Regions from separate parts of the Homo sapiens genome. Here region 1 is linked to region 2. A link is a loop called in an ENCODE intact Hi-C map of the cell type or tissue named here. Cell type or tissue: mammary epithelial cell. All regions are shown on one strand. Links, peaks and the distances in the headings refer to the core of each region. The heading gives the core; the rest is flanking DNA.

Region 1 (9,980 bases), core at 758-8,757, 77 kb after region 2:
GATGGCGAGAGCGAGAGGACCCAGTCCCACATCTCCCAGGTGAGCGCGGGCCCGGGGTTGGGGCAGCTTGGGAAATTCAGAGGGGGTGATGCAGGAGCCCCTAATTCTGGGCAGCATCCAGTTGCCTGACACTAGACCGCCAAGGCATGAATGGTCCCACCCAGCAGAGCACCCAGAATCTGGCAGGTGGGCTTTGGGATCCAGGCAGGAAGTGCCCTGGCTGTGCACCCCGTCCCTCTAACCCACCTCCACTCCTCCCTATCCAATGAGGCTTTGAGGCCCAGCCAGGCCCACATGTCTTTGAACATACGTCTCTTGAGTACTGACTATGTGCTGAACGCTGTTCCCTGTCCTCAATAAGCTTATGTTCTAGGAGAGATCTGGAGGTTTCGCTTCTCCATAATGCATACCATCAAAGAACTATAACTTGTGAATATTTTCTGTGATTTCAAATACAAGTAGTTGTTGGTAGCCAAAGGAATGATTGTTAGTAGCCAAAGTCTCGTGGGATTCTCACCCAGGGCTCTGTATGTCAGACATACTTAGACATATGAGGCAATCCAACCAGCGTCATGTTTGGTCCTGCACCCTCCTGCCTCAGTCTGTGGCATCCCTGACCTTGGAGGGGAGATGGACTCATCTGAAAGATTGTGAGCTGAGATTTGAAAGTCTTGGCTTCTCCCTCATAAAGTATGAATGCATTAAGGATAGGGACCCTATCAAGCATATCTTTGCCTAACACCACAAATCCTCAGCAGATTTTTGTTCAAGAGCTGCTTCCAGATTGGCTTCTAGCTGCCAGTGTGACCTTGGGCAGAACCTTCAATGTCTGTGGGGCTGTGTTTTCTTATCTGGCAAATGGGAATTATGCTGTTGCCTCGGGAATGTTGGAAGGTCAAAGACAGTAAGAAGTACAAAAGCTGCAGAGAATCAGTGCTGCCTGCACAAGCATGTACAGGAGAGTCCCCTGTCTTATCTGGAGTCAGGGTTCTGGGGATCCGCCTCTCGTGCGTGTTATCCCATCTCCAAGCCTGGGACTCCTGGGACAATCAGAAGGTGAGCTACCTGGGTGCACCCTGCTTTGGGAAAAGGCTGAGTCCAACCACCTGGCTCACTTTTTGGGTGGGACCCCTAGCTTTTTAGAAGCCAGAACAAACTTTTGGCTTTGCTGGAACTCAGACCAGGAGTCACTCTGGGAAATGCTGAAGCCACAGTAATCCCATGCCCTGTCCCCACTGGGAAGCAGGGGACAGAAAATAGTCCTGAGGGAGAAAAAAAAAAATAGATGTGATGCTTTCTTTAGTGTCCTTGAGGTTCTAAAATCACAAGTAATGCAAGCTTATAATTTGTTTGTTATTCAATCCATGAGTGTTTAACAAGCTTCTATTCTGTGCCAGGCACTATTCTAGGACTCGTATCTAGGATTGAGCAAAAAAGCCCTGCCCTCATGGACTGTGTATTCTACTCGTGGATGATCATTGCGATGGAGAAAAGTAAAGCGGAAAATGGAACGGGGAGTGAGGAGGAGCAGGAGGGGCTTGCAGTTTTAAGTAGCGTAGTCAGGGAAGCTGGCATGGAGGGGAGGGAGGGGTGGGTAGTGGAGATATCCGGATAGGAACATCTGGGCAGAAGGACCAGCCTGTGCCAGGGCTGGGCTGGAAGAAGAGTCCGGGCCCAGCCAGGAGGCCAGGGTGCTGGAGCAGAGGATGAGGGAGGGAGAGCTGCGGAGATGAGTCAGAGGGATGATGAGGACTGTGTCGTCAGGAGGTGCGAGTCCTGAGCCCTGGAGTGGCCCCACATGAGGAAGAAAGAATGTGAGGAGAAGTGAGCCTAGAGACCAGTGAGGCAGGAGGGAACCAGGCTGCTCCTGGAGCCCAGGAGGGGAGTCGAGGGAGTGGGATGGGGAGACTGCCTTGCGGGCCACTGCCAGGCCAGGTAAGAGGGGCTGAGAATGGCTGACTGAGCAGGGGGCCGTGACGGGGAAGTTTCCACTGAGCGGTGAAGGCAGAAGCCTGCCTGTGGCCAGCTCAAGGAACAGAAGGAGATGGCCTGGAGACTAGGAGAATAGTACAACTGTTTTGAGGAGTTTAGCTGTAAAGGGGAGAGACATGTGGTGGTATTTGGGGGAAATAAGGTCAAAATAGGAGCATTGACCTGTGTGTTCAATCCAGGGGCAAGTCAGGGGTTGCTGGAGCCCTGGCCTATCCCCAGCCCCCAGCGGTTCATCCACAATGACAGGAGGGAGTGGCAGGTGTGGGGCCGCGCATCTAAAATGGCTCCTGCAGCACAGCTGTGGTTTCTCTCCAGCGGCTTGCGGCCACGAAGGTGCAGAGGCAGAGTTACAAAGATGACTTTAACCAGGGTGGAGGTTTCTCCAGGGAATACAGTGGAGGAGAGAGGGGTGAGGGAGGCACAGGAGTGATGATGGTGAGTCACCTGGATGCTGAGCCAGGCCAGGACGGGAGTGGGTACCTGAGGTGGTTGTGGAGGCTGACAGGTGGTAGGGTCAGTGGATTGGAGGCCACCCAAAGAATTGTAATCCTGGTAGCAAAGAGACTGAGCTAGAAAGATGGTGGGGGTGTGGCGTGTGTCCAGGAGTGGGGTGTTTGAAATCAGAGGTGGAGGAATGCAGTCATGGGTCAGGAGAGGGCTGGGTGTGAGCATGGGAGTGTGTGGGGGAGAGGGAGAGGCCAGGAGGAGAGCGGGTCGTGAAACTCAGATCCATCTTCATGGATCTTGAAATCACCAAGAAAGGACAAAAGGATGTGGGAAAGGGTGGCTGTGATACAGGAGAAAAGTCCTTGAGGAATGTGGGAGCAAGGTGGTGGCTGGGTGGCCTGGCGGTCTACAGCTGACCGCATGGAGGGTCTTGTCTGGTGGTGCATTAACTTATTTGCATAATCCTTTTTTTAATATACAAACTATGCTTATTGCACAGCTAATAGTACCATGATCTGAAGTGGAAGGAGGAGGAGGATTAGGATAGATTGGAAAATTGTAAGGGAAATTAACCTCTTTAGATTGTCTAGGGCAGGAACTAAGTGAACCAACTTTTGCAGTCCCCTGGAAGCCCCTAGAGCTGACTTCCCCAGGAGCAGGGCCTGTGGATGGGCATATGGGCTGGCTGGGTACCCCCTGTTGTGGGCTGCCTGCCTTTTCAGCTGTGTGGCATCCAGGCCTGCAGCAGGGCATCCTCCAAAGGTTCCTCCAGCTGAAATTTGCTCTACCTGGAGGAGCCAAGGAAGCCTCAAAGCTTCACCCCAGAGGTATGCGTGGCTGATGGTAGAATTTCTGTGCCCAGAGCAGCCAGCGGGGACATAGTTTTGAAAGGAGGTGCCCTCCCAGCGCTTTCAGTCTGGGCTCTGTGCTTCTGGCACCAGCTCCAGGGATCAGTGGGGCCTGACTCACGCTTGGATGCCCCCATCTGTGTGGCGGGCAAGGCAAGGCTGTGGAGGGGCTTTCAGACTGACGTCTGCTGTGAAGTGTGGTGTGGAGAACACCTGTGTGGTGTGACATTTGGATGCATTCTCTAAACTTTCTTCATGCTCTGGAATTCCCTCGAAGAATGCAGACACCTGGCAGGATGCTGGGGCCTGCAGGCCTGCCTGCTGCTGCCGGAAAGGGAGGATGTTTCAATCCTGCCCCTACCGCGCCCCTGCCTCCCCGATCCCCACAGTCACACACACACCTGGGGTACCGACTCTGGAAGAGGGACGGCTGTGGCCCACTCTCAGGAAGGCCAGGGTTAGCTGTGTCTACATAAGATACTTTTTAAAAAAATTCTCTATTAACACAGCTTTATGGGAAATATTTCTGCTAAAGCACTTTGGCTTGTTTTTTTTTTTAATCTGATGACTAGTTTAAATGGAAGCCAAAAAGAAAAAAAAAAACAGCAAACACTCAGGGAATGTTCCTGTCTGCCTGTGTGGTATTTTGATGTTTCTGGGGAGGAAATTTGTTAAGAAGCTTGGAAACCTTGAGAAGACCTGAGGGAGTGGAGAGGAATGTTGCTCTTCAGCTGGTGAGGTCATTTTTTAGGATCTGAGAAGTGACAGTTGACACTCAGGGAGAAAATATCTCATGATGTTTGTACACTTGTGTTCCTCTCGTCCTTCCCAGTAACAACTAGAAAGAAATGAAGGATGGATGGATGGATGGATGGATGGATGGCTGGCTGGCTGGATGGATGGATAGACAGACAGATAGATAATACATAGATAATAGATAGATAAGATAGATAGATAGATCAGTTTTCCTGTCTCTTAGATGAATAACCAAGACAATGTGTGTTTTAAGTTTGCCAACATTTTCTGGATGCCATGTTTAACATCATACCTCTCCCCATGCTTGACACCACGCCCCTCCCCATGTTTGACACCACGCCCCTCCCCATGCTTGACACCACACCCCTCCCCATGCTTGACACCACGCCCCTCCCCATGCTTGACACCACGCCCCTCCCCCGTATTTTACATCGTACCCCTCCCCCATGTTTCAGGAGCACCTGCTGTCCAATAGATTGGAAGTCCCCACAGTCACTCTATCCTTGGGAGGAGGAGGGATTTTAGCCCTATTCTAAAGGAGGGAAACTGAGGCACAGAAATGGAGCATGGCCAAACCCCACTGCTGGGTGGTGGCTGAGCTGGGCTCTGGAGCCCCATCCCCACCCCACCTACTTCTGGTTTCCTGCTCCGTACAGGCCATGACTGATTGGGTGTTGGGTGGTTAATATAGATTTCTTTCCTATAGAAAGAAAATTAGGTCTCCAAATCTCATTGACCACTAATCTTTTGGGGAAGAGATTAGGATGTTGTAAGTGGGGAAAATTTTGGCACATGTGATGTTCGTGGATGATCTAGTGGATCACCAGAAAGCTTGGAAGCAGTATGCAACTCTGAGCGAGCATGAACTCACTTAGGGAGCTGTGAGAAATACTGATGTACAGGCCCCACTGCTAGAGATGCAGGCAAAGGTGAGGGGCCTGGGCCTGAACTATTCATAAGCCTGTGCATGACTCTGATTGCCACAGTGGGAGCAGGGCTGTCTCCTTTCTCCCCCTCCATGGCCTGCTGCCCCGATCCAGTCTCTTGGAAAGATAACATGTAGGAACCCTATGAAGATACATTTAATGACAGCATAGTTTCCAGTAAATTCTTGTTAAGGGGTCAAATTAAGAGCCAGTGAGAGTGAAGATCACTTCCTATAGCCCTATTTTGATGCTTTCCGGCACTTGGAAACCCTGGGTTTCATCTAAAATGCAGTGATCTTTACAAAGGGGTGCAGCAGTGGCAATGAATAGGATAGGGTGAGAGTGTTCAGATCGGCTCAATGGCTTTTCCTAACAAGTTTCTCCTCTTTCTCTTTACGTCTCTCCTTTCATTCTGCCTTCCCTGTTCACTGTTCCCTCGCCCTTTTTCTAAAATCCCATCTCTTCATTTCCTTCTGCCCTTAAATTCATTTTTCCTGATGTCTTTGCTCACAGGAGGAAGTACTCAATGGTGGACCACCCATGAAAGGCTTAACAGAAGAAGTGAGTTTATAGGAGGACTGCGGGGTGGTTCAGCATGGGGGATTTATTATATATTTTCCCCTTATTTAAAAAATGTATTCTAAATTATACAAGTACTTTATGCATACATTCCCATAGTGCACAAGAATTCAGATATTAATAATTAAATTCTCCTGAGCTAAAATTATTTTAAATTATACAAGTCCTTTATGCATACATTATCATGGTACATAAGAATTCAAATATTAACAATAAAATCTTCTGTGCTACCACCTCATTCTGCTCCCTTACTCCTACCTCCCATCAGATGAGTGAGTTCATTTCCTTGCCTTTTTTAATGCCTTTCCTGACATAGGTATGACTTGAAGAAATACAATATTGTCAAATCATATATCATAGCCAGTGGATATATTGTTCAATAACTTGCATTTTTCACCTGCCCACATGCCCCAGAGATTCTTCTGGGCTTGCACATCTGCTGTGTTCCGTTTAGTGGCTGCCCAGTTGTCCATAGCATGGATTTATTTAACCATTTGCTTAATGGTAGGCACTCAGGTTACTTCTAAATTTTCCCCTGGAAATACGTGATACTTCAACACATACTGTTGAACATGCCTCCTTCTGCACAAATAATGGAGTTTCTTTAGTTAGATGCTGAGAAGTAAAATTAATTTTAATAGCTGTTGTTAAAGTGCTCTCCAAAGATCTTCCATTATCCATACTGCCACCAGTGTATTGGGACATCTTGTCATTTTAATTCACATTGTCTTATTTCTTTTTCTTTCTTTTTTTTTTTTTTTTTTTGAGATGGAGTCTCACTCTGTCACCAAGGCTGTAGTGTAGTGGCGCGATCTCAGCTCACTGCAACCTCCCCCCACCGCAGGTTCAAGCAACTCTCCTGTCAGCCTCCCGAGTAGCTGGGACTACAGGCACATGTCACCACACCTGGCTAATTTTCGTATTTTTAGTAAAGATGGGGTTTCACCATATTGATCAGGTTGGTCTTGAACTCCTGACCCAGGTGATCCACCTGCCTCGGGCTCCTAAAGTGCTGGGATTACAGGCGTGAGCCACCGCGCCCGGCCACATTGTCTTTATTTCTAATGAAATTGAATTACCAATCTTTTTATTTTCTTTTTTTCTTTTTTTTTGAGATGAGTCTTGCACTATCGCCCGGGCTAGATTGCCATGGCATGCTCTCGGCTCACTGCAACCTCTGCCTCCCAGGTTCAAGTGATTCTCCTGCCTCAGCCTCCCAAATAGCTGGGATTACAGGCGTGTGCTACCACGCCTGGCTAATTTTTTGTATTTTTAGTAGAGACGGAGTTTCACTATGTTGGCCAGGCTGGTGTCGAATGCCTGACTTGTGATCCCCTCCCATGGCCTCCCAAAGTGCTGGGATTACAGTCATGAGCCACCGCACCTGGCCGTTTTTTTTTTGTTTTTTTTTTTTTTTTGAGACAAAGTTTTGCTCTTGTTGTCGAGGCTGGAGTGCAATGGTGTGATCTTGACTCACTGCAACCTCTGCCTCCCGGGTTCAAGCGATTCTCCTGCCTCAGCCTCCCGAGTAGCTGTGATTACAGGTGCCTGCCACCATGCCTGGCTAATTTTTTGTATTTTTAGTAAAGACAGGGTTTCACCATTTTGGCCAGACTTGTCTTGAACTCCTGACCTCAGGTGATCCACCCTGCTCGGCCTCCCAAAGTGTTGGGATTACAGGCGTGAGCCACTGTGCCTGGCCACCAATTACTTTTTAATAGGATAAAATTTTATTTTCTCAAAGTAACAATTGGAAAAACAGAGGCAAGTGAAAAATGGAAAAAAATCATTTTATGGCAACTAATATAATTTTTGTGCATCATTTTTTAAACATCTTTTACAAAGTTGTACTTCTAGCATACATGTAAGTTTTATGATCTGTAGGTTTTAATGATCTCCTAGACATTGTTTGGTGGTGGTTTTTAGCATAAAGTGTAACTATTTAAATTTGCTCTTTTTCTGCTAGGTGGTAAAATATAATAGAATGAAAGCTAACATTTATTCATTCAGGCTCTTTTGTAGGCTCAGGGGGCAAAGTCAAGAACAAAACAACCATGATCTCTGTCTCAGTTTCTCACAGGGAAAGACAGACAATAGAGGGAGAAGGAAATGGGATGTTAGAAGGTGATGAATGCATGAGGGAGGCAGGAAGTGAGTGGGGAAGGCTCGCTTAGGAGTGAGGATTTGGGCAAGGTGACTCACGCCTGTAATCCCAGCACTTTAGAAATCTGAGACAGGTGGATCACTTGAGCCCAGGAGTTCGAGGCCAGCCTGGGCAACATGGTGAAACTCAGTCTCTACTATAAATACAAAAATTAGCTGGGCATGATGGTGCATGCCTGTGATCCCAGCTACTGGGGAGGCTGAGGTGGGAGGATCACCTGAGCCCAGGACCCAGAGGTTGCAGTGAGCTGAGATCACACCCCTTCACTCCAGCCTGGGCAAGAGAGTGAGACCCTGTCTCAAAACAAACAAACAAAAAACAGAAAGAAAGAAAAAGAAAGAAGACAGGGTTGGGGGGGAGGGTGGGGAGGAAGGAAGGGAGGGAGGGAGGGAGTGAGGATTTGAAGGAGGTGAGAGTGAGGCCACCTGGGAAAGGGTATCCAGGCAGAGGGAGTGGCCAGGGCAAAACTCTGGTGTGGGGCATACCACACAGTCAAACGGGATCCCTCTGAATGCTATGTAGAGAATAGGCTATGGTAGGGGGTCAGCAAGAGAGGAAGCAGAGACCAGGAAGCCGTCTCCTTGCTGCAGGGGAGAGGCAATGGAGACTGGGGCCGTGTGGTCACTGGAGGTGATGAGATGCCTTCAGAGTCTAGGTATGCTTGGAAAGTGCTGACACTGTGATTGACCCTGAAGATTTTAGCCTGAGCAAATAGGATAGACTTTGCAGAAATGAGCTATGCAAGACCCTGGAAGAGCAGCTCTGGGGGGCAAAGGTCAAGAGTCCCGTTTGGGCATGAAAGGTTTAAGATAGTATTAGTCACCTTAGAGGAGATGTTGGTCCACCAGTTCGATGCACATTGGTGGTGTTCAGAGGAGGATAATGAGCTGGGTGCTGCTTTAAGCCCAGGGGGTGAGGAAGTTTACAGGAGAGGATCAAAGATTGAGCCTTGACTTAAGAAGTTGGGGAGATGAGGAGGAAGTAACAAAGGAGACTGTTTGCATTGTTTCTCACATGTTAACTCATTTAGTCTTGAAGATGTTGTTATTATTACCATCTTACAAGGGAGGAAACTGAAGCACAGAGAGGTTGACTTAAGCTTCCTGAGGCCACACAGCAAGTACATGGCAAGACTGGGGTTTGAAACAGGCAGCCTGTCTCCACGTACCATCCACTTATCCTCTCTGCTATTGGTAGACCTATTATTATTACAGATGGGGGAAACTTCGTCCTGGGGATGAAGCGATTTGCCCAAGGTCATAGAGTAAGTGGCGGAGCTGAGATCTGAATTCAGGACTCTCTGCTTCAAGAACTCAAGCTCCTAATCACGCAAGCATTCTCTACAACAGGAAAGTTGTTTGTTCCTTAAAAGATGGGAGCAAAAGCCTCCCTCTCTCTCTCTCAAATCTCAGCCATCAGCAGCATCCTGTCCCTCTTAGCACAGGTCTTTTCTAAAATATCACTGGATAGAGAATGAGCTGCCAGCCAGCCTTGGGTCCCACATCAGGGTCTTGGTTCTCCTCCCCATGTCAGTAAGCCCATGTGCCCAGGAGAAAGGAAGATGTCATGCACACTCCTGTCTTTGAGAAGTTGGGTCTTCAGGCTAGCAGGATTCTGACTGGGGTCTGTGAGACTGGGAGGAAGCCATTTCCCTTCAGCCTCAAGTCTCCCTTCAGGGAAATGAAGGCATTGGTGAGAGCCCTGGTTGCATTGTGCAGCCCCCACCTGGCACAGGTTTTACACACAGAGGTCACATTCCACCACCACCTATGCATTCAGACACTGGGGAAGACCTGGCCTGTGGACCCCCAAAATCCCCCCTGGGTGTCTGACGCCACCCTCGGTTAAGAAGCCCTGGGTAAGATGACCTTTAAAATAACTATGCATTTTGAAATAATTTCAAATATACATAGAAATTACAATAATAGTGCAAACAATTCTTGCATATCCGATTAACATCTTACTACATTTGTACCCACACTCTCTCTCTAAATATATCTTATGATATATATAATTTATACATATAATTGTATGTAAAACTTCTTTCTAAATCATTTGAGAGTTAGTTCCAGACATGATGCCCCTGTATCCCTTGACACTCCAGTGTGTATTTCCTCAGAACAAGGACATGATACAGTATAGGAAATGAACATTGATAGAATGCTGTGATTAAACCTACAGCTCTTTCAGCAATTTTCCCAGTAATATTGTTTAGAGCAAAAAAAAAAAAAAATTGGCTGTGATCTTTGTCTAATCCAAGATGACATA
Region 2 (9,980 bases), core at 856-8,855:
TAGTTTCACATATGTTGGTTTCAAGGGGCCCAAGATGCCAGTTCTTATTCTAGAGCAAATGCAGAAGGAAGCGATGGGGAAAAAACACCTTGATAGCCTTGTTACCCTGAACTTCAGGCTGTTTGCAACCTCCCGGGAGGGCCCAGAGGTATGTTCTTCTGTGGAAGTTAGGCAGCTGATGGAAATTACCCTGAAGCCAACCAACAGGTTTCTGGCGACACGGAGCTAAGGAGATGTTCTCCGTGGTCCCGCCCCAGCTCAGATGTGCTGTGACTCAGGGACAGGCTGTGGCTTTGGTCAAGGTCTCACTCAGGCCCTGCCTGGGTGTAGGAGTTTCTGCCTTACAGGTCTGTGTAGGTGTGTTAATACAAGTCTGCTTTTTATCTAATCCCAAACTCACCGTCTGGTCCCAGATATTGTCCTCTAATTTCATTTCTGTTTTGGGCTCCATTGCCCTTGTTTTAAGGTTATGTTGTTTGCAGCTCAGGTCATGAAGGAGGAGGCAGGAGATGGGTGGTTAGGTTGGAGAGAGAATCCTGAGCCCAGATAGAGAACAGGAGGTACAAACATGCAGGCAAATTGCAGTTTCTGAGAATTCTCCACACGTGGTGGCATTTCTGCATAACTTACCTGATAACACAGCCCCATTTGATGTCCTTGGCTTGGCAGGGGGAGGGGGCGTCTACCTCTGGGCCTCACTGCTGACTCACCGGCACCCTGAGCTCAGCTGCTTCCTTTCAGGTTTGGGTTTTCTTTTGCCCCTGCCTCCCGCTGTGTGCGGTTTAATTTAGAACCTTGCTATAATGGTGGCCTTCTCCCTGTGTTAGCACCGTGCTCTCAGCATGCCTCTGACTTTGGAATTAAGGCCAGAGCTGTGGTTCACAACGGGGTGAGAACAGACACATCCTTGGATCTCCGGCACCCAGAGCTGGGGAGGACTTTGAAGATGATCTGATCTTCACGTGAAGACCTGAAGCCTAGGGAAGTGGAATGACTTGCCTAAGGTCATGGTGAGCCCTTAGCAGAGTGGGTAAAAAATCCTGGAATTTGAGATTTCATCCAATCTTCTTTCTATGTACCGTAATGCTTTCTGGAAAAAAGTTAGGTTCTTCCCAAAGAGTGAGAACTCTTTATCTTCTTCTCTCCTGTCTTCTGGTTCTGGGAAGGGCTCTGAAATTCATTTGACTTCTCTTTCCTTCACAACTGGCCCTTCCTGCCTTATCTTCATCTTTGGCATTCATGAGCAAATGAAGGTCTGTATTTGGGAAATATAGGGTGTCTTGGTGTCCTACAGTGCTCTTAAGCTTGGTCTGTGGCTTTCTGGCCCTGAGGCAGGGTCCTCAGGAACCTTTTGGAAGTGTTTGCAAAGCTGGGATGCGTGTGTACTTTTCTAGGAAGAGAATCTACAGATTTCATTTGATTCTCAACTGACTCAAGTAAGGACAAAACTACTGGTAGGGAGAAGGACAGAAAGGTTGGATAGTGGTTGGTTGACACTGGGGCTACTTTAATACGCTGCACTTGATTTGGCTTTACAGTTTGCAAACTATTTCACACAAATTATCCCATCTGCCTTTTATAATAGGTGGTTATCGTTATCAGCCTGTGAGGCAGTTGTTGTTATACCCATTTTGCAGAGCAGGAAGCTGAGCCTTCATGGTTAGTGGCATGCCCAAGTCACGAGTAAGCAGTAGAGCAGGGATATGAACCCTGACTTCAGACTTCAGGTCCAGTGCTCAGGGCTGAGGTGGCTTGCTGTCTGACATCATTATGATGAACAGAAAGCCTTGAACTTCCCAGAGCTTCTTAATGCCTACTGTTCACTCATATTCGGCCACAGAGCCAGACCCAAATGCTCACTTACCCAAGGGGTAGGGGAGATAAAGTATGGGAGGCAGTTACCATAGCAACGATCTGTAGAGTGGAGCCAGTTTGGGATGGTTTCATGGATGAGGTGAATTTGGGAGTAGGCCTGGGTAATGGTGGAGGAGGTTTTAGGCTGGGGCAATGGCCCAAAAATGGTTAGGGGGCAACTAGGTGCTTGGGGTGGGTAGAACAGACCTAAGAGGTTTACTTGATCATCCTGCAGTCGGTGCGAGCTTCACAGTAGTTGTCGGGCTGCTTTTCTATGCCTGTCTTTGTGCTAGGCCCTGGGGCTATGACAGTGAACAGGTACAGCCCCCTGCCTTCAAGCAGCCAGCTTTCTAGTGGGAGAGACAGATGCATAAACAGTTCCATTCAACGTCATGTGGGAAGTCTAGGTAGAGAGAAGCCCAAGGCCCTTACAGCGGCACAGACAAGGGGCAGCCACCTGCTCCGGCCTCAGATGTCAGGGAGGGCTTCCTAAAGGAGACGGCTCAGGAGCTGAATCTTAATGGATGAAAAGGAACTGGCCAGGAAAGGAGATGGGAGACGGGCATTCAGGGAGAAGGCATGGCGTGCGCAGGGTGTGGAGGCATGAGGCTGCCTGGGTGTAGGAAGGAACCGCAAGCAGTGAGGTCAAATGCAAAGGCGGAGATGCAGACAGCGCTCAGAGTGGAGGAGCTTTGTAAGCCTGGTTTCAGACCTTGGCTTTTAGCCTGCAGGTAAGGCATAGAGGAAGGACTTTAATCAGAGAGGTGTACAGCCTTGCTTGGATCGGAAGGGAACAGGACTGGGAGCCAGGCGGCCATGGGACTGGTGAGGCAGTAACAGGCTCTCCACGGCATCCAGGTCATAGGGGGTGAGACCTGGAACAAGGGCCATGCATCTAAGGATGGACCAAAGGTCATACATTAAAATTAGTTGGGAGTAAAGTCCGCAGTGATTACTTAGACTTGGGGGATAAGGGAATCATCTCAGTGGCTCCCAGGTTTGTGGCCTCACTGACTAGATGGACGGCAGCTCTTAACTCAGGTGCGAACTTCTGGTTGCTGGAGCAGGGTCTGCTGGGGTTGGGGTGGGAGGGAAGATCATGGTGAGTTCAGTGCTCCGGTATTGAATTGGAATTGCTGGTAGGATAGTGGGGTGGTGCTGCCCTACAGACAATGCACTGTGCAAGCTAGAGGCTGCAGAAGTGTGTGCCCAAGCTGAGCCCTGGGAGCGGGGAAGCATTGGCCACTGAGCGTAACCACGGTGAGGGCTGCTGTAGACAATGAGAGCAGACCTCTTCCTCCCATTGTCAGATAATCCTTTGTCATGCCGGCCGCTGTCGTCAGGGAAGCCAGGCGGGGATGCTGTGTCATGCTGGAGGCCCAGCTGGCAGAATCCAGCGACAGCCAAGAGCGTGTTTCAGCTGGAAGCATTAGAGTGAGTTAGGGGAGAGGCATTTCGCTTTTTAACATCCACAGTGAGCAGAGCCCTGTCCCAGCCCCTTGGAGTGTACAGAGTGGGGAAGCCCTGGAACCTGCTTCCAGGAGCAGGTAGTTTTGTTGGGGAGAGAAGATATGAACATATGAAGCCACTAAAAAGCTGTAACAACCCCAGGGAAGAGTGGAATGCAACTTAAATAGAGTGTTGCAGATCCCTCTCTTCCTGCCATACTTCATTTTTATAGAGCTGATGTGTTTTAGGCAAACGTCCAGTCTTTGCATGTTTGAATTCTCAGAACCGACAATAGTGCCTGGCACATTGTAAGTGTGTGTTCAGTCTATGTTTGTGGATCTGCAGGGATGTACCCAGAGTTAGTCGTCTGGGGTGGGAGGTCAGTCAGGGAAGGTTTCCATAAGCACGTCCAAAAGGGGCATCCCAAGACTGATTTAGAATACTTTTAGTACCACAGTGGAGTAAAAATCTTGAAAACCTTCCAATGACAGAGCACCTAGAAAGGCTGTGTAAGCTGTAGCTAGCGTCCTTTCAAAGAAGAGCTAAGCTCATGGAATGTAAGGGAAATCCCCAGGGATCTCAGGCAGTGTGGACGGTGAGCTCCAGCTGAGGCTCGTCTAGGCCTGGGGGTTGGGAGAGGTGTTGAGGGGTGCTTCCTGGCCTCAAAGCCCAAGGGTTTGAGTCGTGACTGCATCTCCTCCGAGACTAGAGATGATACCAGGAATCAAGAGCCCTGCCTAAAACAGGACCTGGTAAAAGTTTGCATGCTGGGAGAAAGGATGGACTAGACAGCAGCCCGTCCGCATGGGGGATGGAAAGTGGGTGTGCTGCTTTTTGTCTTGACCTGGATGTGAGGTGGAGAAAAATCTTCCCTAGAAATGTGAGACCTCAGGCCTGTTAGAGCTTTGAATGTCCACTACACATGTGGTCCAGGAGGCCCTCAAGAGAGAAATTAGCATGTAAAGACTTGGGGGCCAGTGTCTTCCTGACTGTGAGCTCTAGGGCATCAGGGGCCTGGGGAGAGTCTGGGGCTCTTTGCCCTTTGCTGACTTAAATCTCCACCTTGGGAGATGCTTTGCGATCAGGGCAGGGTAAGTGAGGGAGGAGAGAGAAGAGAAAGGGCAGAGGTGCCCCTCGGTAGGAACCTTTTAAAAGGGCCTTGGAGACAGCTGCACAACTCGGGGAGGCATGTGCAGGATGGCAGAGAAGGACAGTTCCATCCAAGCCTTCATCTCTTAGGAAAAAACTTCAGATGAGCCCCGTCTAGGAAGCCCAGAACATTCTCCCTACTGCATACTCAGGTCAGGTTCTTACAGATAAGGTTTCTTTCCAGGGTCCCCTTAAGGGTGCCCTGTGCAGATTGCAGTTGCTACTGGTCCTCTAGACTGGGCACTACATTGTCTTCCCATGCTCAGAGTCTTTAGTTCCTACAGTTTCAAACTCAGGAGACATCTTAGAGGTCATCTGGTCAACCCTCCACCTGGTGTGGGAATCCTGACTGCAGCAGCGCTTGGTTCCAATGTGCTTGCTGCTTGTGGCCGGGAGTTTATTGCCTTGGAGGCAGCGCCTTCCCTTATGTTATAGCTGGAAAGGCCTTGTACTGAGCTCTGGCCACCCTCCTCGCTGGCCATTTTCACCCATGGCCCCTGCAGCTGTTGTGAGAGATGGTTTCTAGACCTTTCACCATCCTGCTTGCTTCTGCTGGAAGGGCCTCCATTTGTCAAGCTGAGATTCTGTGAGAATCCAGCCAACTTCTGTCCTAACTTACTTCACACAGAGGCAGCTTTTGAAGATAGATGTGAGGGTAGCTGAGCCGGCTGCATAGGCGCAGTCTGTGATGGGGGAGTTCTGAGAAGCTTTGGCTCGGTGCTTTTCGGATGATCATGAGAGAGGCAGCAGCACCTGCTGCAAGTTCCTTCCTCCGACGCCCAGAATACATTTCAGCTTATAAGTAAGTAACTTGGGAATCCCATGCAGGGAGCTGTGTGGAATTTATTGAGTGCAGGGAGTTTATTGAGTGCCTGTTAAATGCCAGGCACAATGCTGGGCGCTCTCTGTGTGCCTCGCTAAATGAAAGTAACCTCTCTGAGGGAGACAGAGAGGCAGAGATATGGTAATGCCTAACTGTAGTTATGACAATTGAGCCCTGAAGGGATTCAGAAAGAATGTGTGTGGTTCCATCCAGAGTGGGTGGAGCTGACACATTCCCCATGCTGTTCCCTTATAGGGCCTTCCCCTGGGGTAGGCAGTATCATGATCTCACCAGTAGCTGGGAACACACAGGCCTGTCCCACACTCTTGGGGCATTTGCTGAGATACTTACACGTTTGAACCATGAGATCAAGAAAGTGACCTGCTAGAGAATTCACATCTTGGCATGTCACCAAACAGGCTGGTGTTTACAAGCAAAGTATTTTTTACAGCATGCGGTTTATCTGTCTCCGGTATCTACCTACAGTACCCTGGGCACTCTCAGGAAGCAAAATGTCTTTCTGTTCCTCCATCTCCTTGATGCTTGGCATCTGTGTGGGTCACATATTCAGCAGATTGGGTAATAAAGAGCATGCGTTGCCTTTGCAGCAAGGTTGCATCAGATGGCTGGACGTGCCTGGATGTGCTCTGCCACTGGCATGAAGGACCCTGTGCAGACAAGGCCAATAGTGAAGGTCAGGGATTCCGAGAAAGCACCCAGTTTCTCCTCTTCTCCCTCTAAAAATGGTTTCTTCTGCCCACATTCTATTGATTTGCCTTAATCCTTTTAGCTGTTAACCTTTGCCTCAGTTTAGTGGACACACATGGTATCTGCAGTGGGTCTGGCTCTAGGAGTGAGGTGAGATGAATTGAGGTAAGCCTGGCAGGGTCCCTGCTGCCCATCTGCCCATCTTGCTGGGGAAGACAGAATAGCCTTGCGCTAGTGTAAGGTGGTAAGTATGGGGTCAGGAGAATGAAAAGGGTGCCAAGGCAGCCAGAAGTCGGATGACTGTGAATTTTTTTTTTTTCCAATGGATAATCATGCTGGGACACAGATATAAACTGAGGTTGTCCTGGGTAGGTGAGGGCTTATGGACACATGGGCCAGGGAGGGCGTATGCATGTGGGTCATACCTGACACTATTATCAGACACTGTTATCAGTCATTTATACTGCAGGGTGCACATAGGGGTGATGGGGGAGGTGCTCGTGCACAAGAGGAATTGGCAGCTGTTTCCTTCCTTTGCTTAGAGGACGTAGGGGAAAGCATTATCTGTGGGGACTGAACTCAGAATTCAGATGGGGCTCAGTTTACAGCCACAGGGTTCTATCTTATATCTCACCATGATCTCAGTTTGGGGATTGGGGTGGAAGTATGGACAGATGAAAACCATCGGGCTTGTGGGATGTTATTGGCTACAGGTAAAAGAACAGTGTACTAACGATGGCTTTAAAAACAAGGTGTTTCAACTCAGCCAGAAGTCTAAAGGTAGGAGCTCTAGGGTTGGTTCATTCAGGGAGTCAGCGATCATTTCAAGGACTCTGTCTAACCTAGGCTGCCATCTTCAGCACATTGGCCTTTGTTCTCAGGCCAGTCCCCTTATGGTCATAGCATGGCTGCCACTGCTCCGGGCATCATGTTCTCACATAACTGCGTCCAAAGGCAGGCAGGAAGGTTAGATTCTCCTTGTCTGTCTTAATTTGTCAGGAAGGGAAGCCTTTCCCAGAATTCCCCTGCTGAAGATTCTATCAAGGCTCCTTGAAGAGAAACGGGTCAGTACCCATGCCTCCGCTCCAGTGGAGGAGGAGAAAGCAAGTCCCTGGTGCTTTCGCCTCATCTAGAGCAAGAGGCAAGCTGTGTTTGCAAGGAAGTGGGGAAGGGAGCAATGGTTGGCTAAGCAAAGAGGAACATTTACTTCACCAAGTTTCAAGATGTTTTTATTTATTGGGGGGGAGTTAGTGAATTAGCTTTACTTTTTTTTATATCTCAATATTGTTGAGGTTTTTGTTTGTTTGTTTGTTTTTTTAAAATCTCACCCCCTAGTTCTGGCAACCACCAACCTGGTTTATATCACTATAGGTTTGCCATTTCTGGTAATTATTACTTCTTAAGCCACAGGTAATGCTGGTGCATAGGATCCCAGGTGTTCCATGGATGCCTTTTTTGTGGTCCCAGGACATGGGTTCTGTGGTCTGTTCTCCCAGCAGCTCCTCCACTTTCCCGACACTGGGGCCAGGTGGAGAACCCCAGTAGGCAGAATTGTCCAGAGGGAGGGAGCATATGTCACTGGTGGCCTAGGCAGCAGGACTGGAAAGGCCTGAGGGCCTGAGGCTCCAGTGGGTTGGTAGAGGATGGCAGTCACCTTTGCAGGCAGCTGTGGGTTGGGGAGAGGAATTGGTGCTCAGCTGTGGCCTGCACATTCTGCAGAATGAGTTCTGTTGTCCCTGCTGATTGGGAAGCCTGGCCCCAGGGAATGCAGGGTGTGGGAAGATGGTGGTGGATGCCACCTTCCCCTCCCCAAACCACTATCCCCTCTATACATACACATGCAAACAGCCCAGGCCGTGGGGCTGACCATGCAAGCTAAGAGACAAATCTGTCCCCTCTGGGCTCCTCTCCACTCTGCTCAGGGTGTCACTGTGTCCTCCTCCCCCTCTTCCCACAGCACAGTCTGTGGGTTGCTAGAGCACTTAGCACTTCCCATCACTCCCTGCCTCCTCATCATTCCTTGGATACTTGCCTATCTGTCCCCTGGGATCATGAGCACCTTGCTACTGTCCTGGGAGTCATCAGGGCATTTCCTATAGGGCTAGGGTGGTGCCGGCCACAGGGTCCATGCTTCATGGAAAAAAAAGTATTTTTAAGGCAAGATACATATTTCTAGAAAGGGACTTGTTCATTTGGTTATCTGTCCAGATTCCAAACCAGTTCCGTGTGGCACTGCACAGTGCCCTGGACGAGAACTTACGGATCTCTACATGTTTTCCTCCCTAAGAGGAAGAAAGGTAATCAACTATCCTGTTCTGGGCTGAATTGTGTCCTCTCAAAATTCATATGCTGAAGTCCTAACTCCAGCGCCTCAGAACTGGATTGGTGGCCAGGCCTTTAAAGAGGTAATTAAGGTAAAATGAGATCATGAGAGTGGGCCCTAATCTAGTATGACTGGTGTCCTTAAAAGAAGAAGAGGACACAGATAAGACACAGATGGGGTCAACAGTGTGAGGATGCAACGAGAAGGCAGCCATCTGCAAGTCAAGACGGAGGCCTTGGAAGAAGCCAGCCCTGCCAACACCTTGATCTTGGACTTCCAGTCTCCAGAATAAATACATTTCTGCTGATGAAGCCACCCAGTCTATGGTGGCCTGCTATGGCAGCCCTAGCAAATGAATATGGAAGGATTCTCCCCTGCAGCTTGTGGAGGGAGTGTGGCCCTGCTCACACCTTGGTTTTGGACTTCTAGCCCCCAGAATTATGAGATCATACATTTCTGTTGCTTTCAGCCACCTGATTTGTGGTCCTCTGTTATGGCAGCCATGGATACTAATACACATGCATTGTGTGTTATGCTTGTGTTTAGGACTTCACCCCCTAAGTGTATTTCATCTTTCAGCTCTGAGTGTAGTTGTTATTCTTCTCTTTTGCAGATACACCTGAAAAGTTAGCATTCCTCCTGAGGTCACACAGGGAAGCCAGGCTAGAAACCCAGGCCTGTGTGGACTCTGGCCTGCAAGCTGTTGCATTTGGGCAGTGGGGAGATGTCTGTAAACGCAGGGATTGAACAGGTGGTCTTTCTCCTGAAACCTGGGTGATCCAATAATAACTTTCTTTTTCTTTTTTTTTTTTGGAGACGGAGTCTTACTCTGTCACCCAGGCTGGAGTGTAGTGGCGCGATGTCGGCTCACTGCAAGCTCCGCCTCCTGGGTTCACGCCATTCTCCTGCCTCAGCCTCCCGAGTAGCTGGGACTACAGGCGCCCGCCACCACGCCCAGCTAATTATTTTTTTTGTATTTTTAGTAGAGACGGGGTTTCACTGTGTCAGCCAGGATGGTCTCTATCTCCTGACCTCGTGATCCGCCCGCCTAGGCCTCCCAAAGTGCTGGGATTACAGGCGTGAGCCACCGTGCCTGGCCTAATAATAACTTTCAAAGCCTAACAGTTGCTAAGTATTGTGGTGTCATAGTAAGCACTTTGCATGTGCTGTCTTCATTAGCCATTACAGCTTCTGTTTCATAGATGAGAAAATGAGGGCACTTCTTCCAACGGGGACATTTAAGCAAGAAAAGCCAGTGACTTGGCCAAAGTTGCATACCAGGCTTGCCAGTGAGAAGACAAACTGAGGACGGGTTCTCTGAACTGTGCCCTCTTGGCTCTCTAGAAAGAACTGTGTGGAAATTTCTGGATTCCTGTGTCTTAGTCCATTTGGGCTGCTATAGCAAAATACCATAGACTGAGTAGCTTATGAACAGGAGAAACTTATTTCTTGGGCTAGGAAGTTCAAGATCAAGGTGCCAGCAGATTCAGTGTCTGGTGAAGGCTCAATTTTTCATAGATTGCACCGTCTCACTGCTTCTTTTCATGATGGAATGGGTGAGGACGTTCTCTGGGGTGTCCTTTATGAGGGCACTAACCTCATTCATGAGGCTCTGCCCTCATGACCTAATTGCCTCCTGAAGGCCCCACCTCCTAATACCATCGAGTCAGTGGT

What was found. Peaks named below come from ENCODE experiments on the same cell type or tissue, not always from the same donor. Only the 100,000 strongest peaks of a DNase experiment are listed, where the experiment ranks them.
Region 1: it touches region 2 in a loop (5-fold over the local background); 20 of 110 quality-filtered maps call a loop at or near these places.

What each region holds. Positions count from the first base shown.
Region 1 is chr18:48,619,707-48,629,686 of GRCh38, forward strand. CTIF (cap binding complex dependent translation initiation factor) reads left to right here. Exons shown (of 12, transcript NM_014772.3): 2 at 1-39. Among named protein-coding and RNA genes, the nearest start is that of MIR4743, 46 kb to the right of the region's middle. RefSeq lists an enhancer at 3,466-3,645. In mammary epithelial cell, for the core only: no CTCF peak of the experiment used is centred there; DNase peaks (open chromatin) are centred at 3,495 and 3,915; H3K27ac peaks cover 1,777 bases.
Region 2 is chr18:48,542,697-48,552,676 of GRCh38, forward strand. All of the region lies in intron 1 of CTIF (cap binding complex dependent translation initiation factor), which reads left to right. Among named protein-coding and RNA genes, the nearest start is that of CTIF, 8.7 kb to the left of the region's middle. RefSeq lists enhancers at 1-631, 632-1,406, 1,925-2,490, 7,198-7,699. In mammary epithelial cell, for the core only: no CTCF peak of the experiment used is centred there; DNase peaks (open chromatin) are centred at 3,235, 5,525 and 5,835; H3K27ac peaks cover 4,885 bases.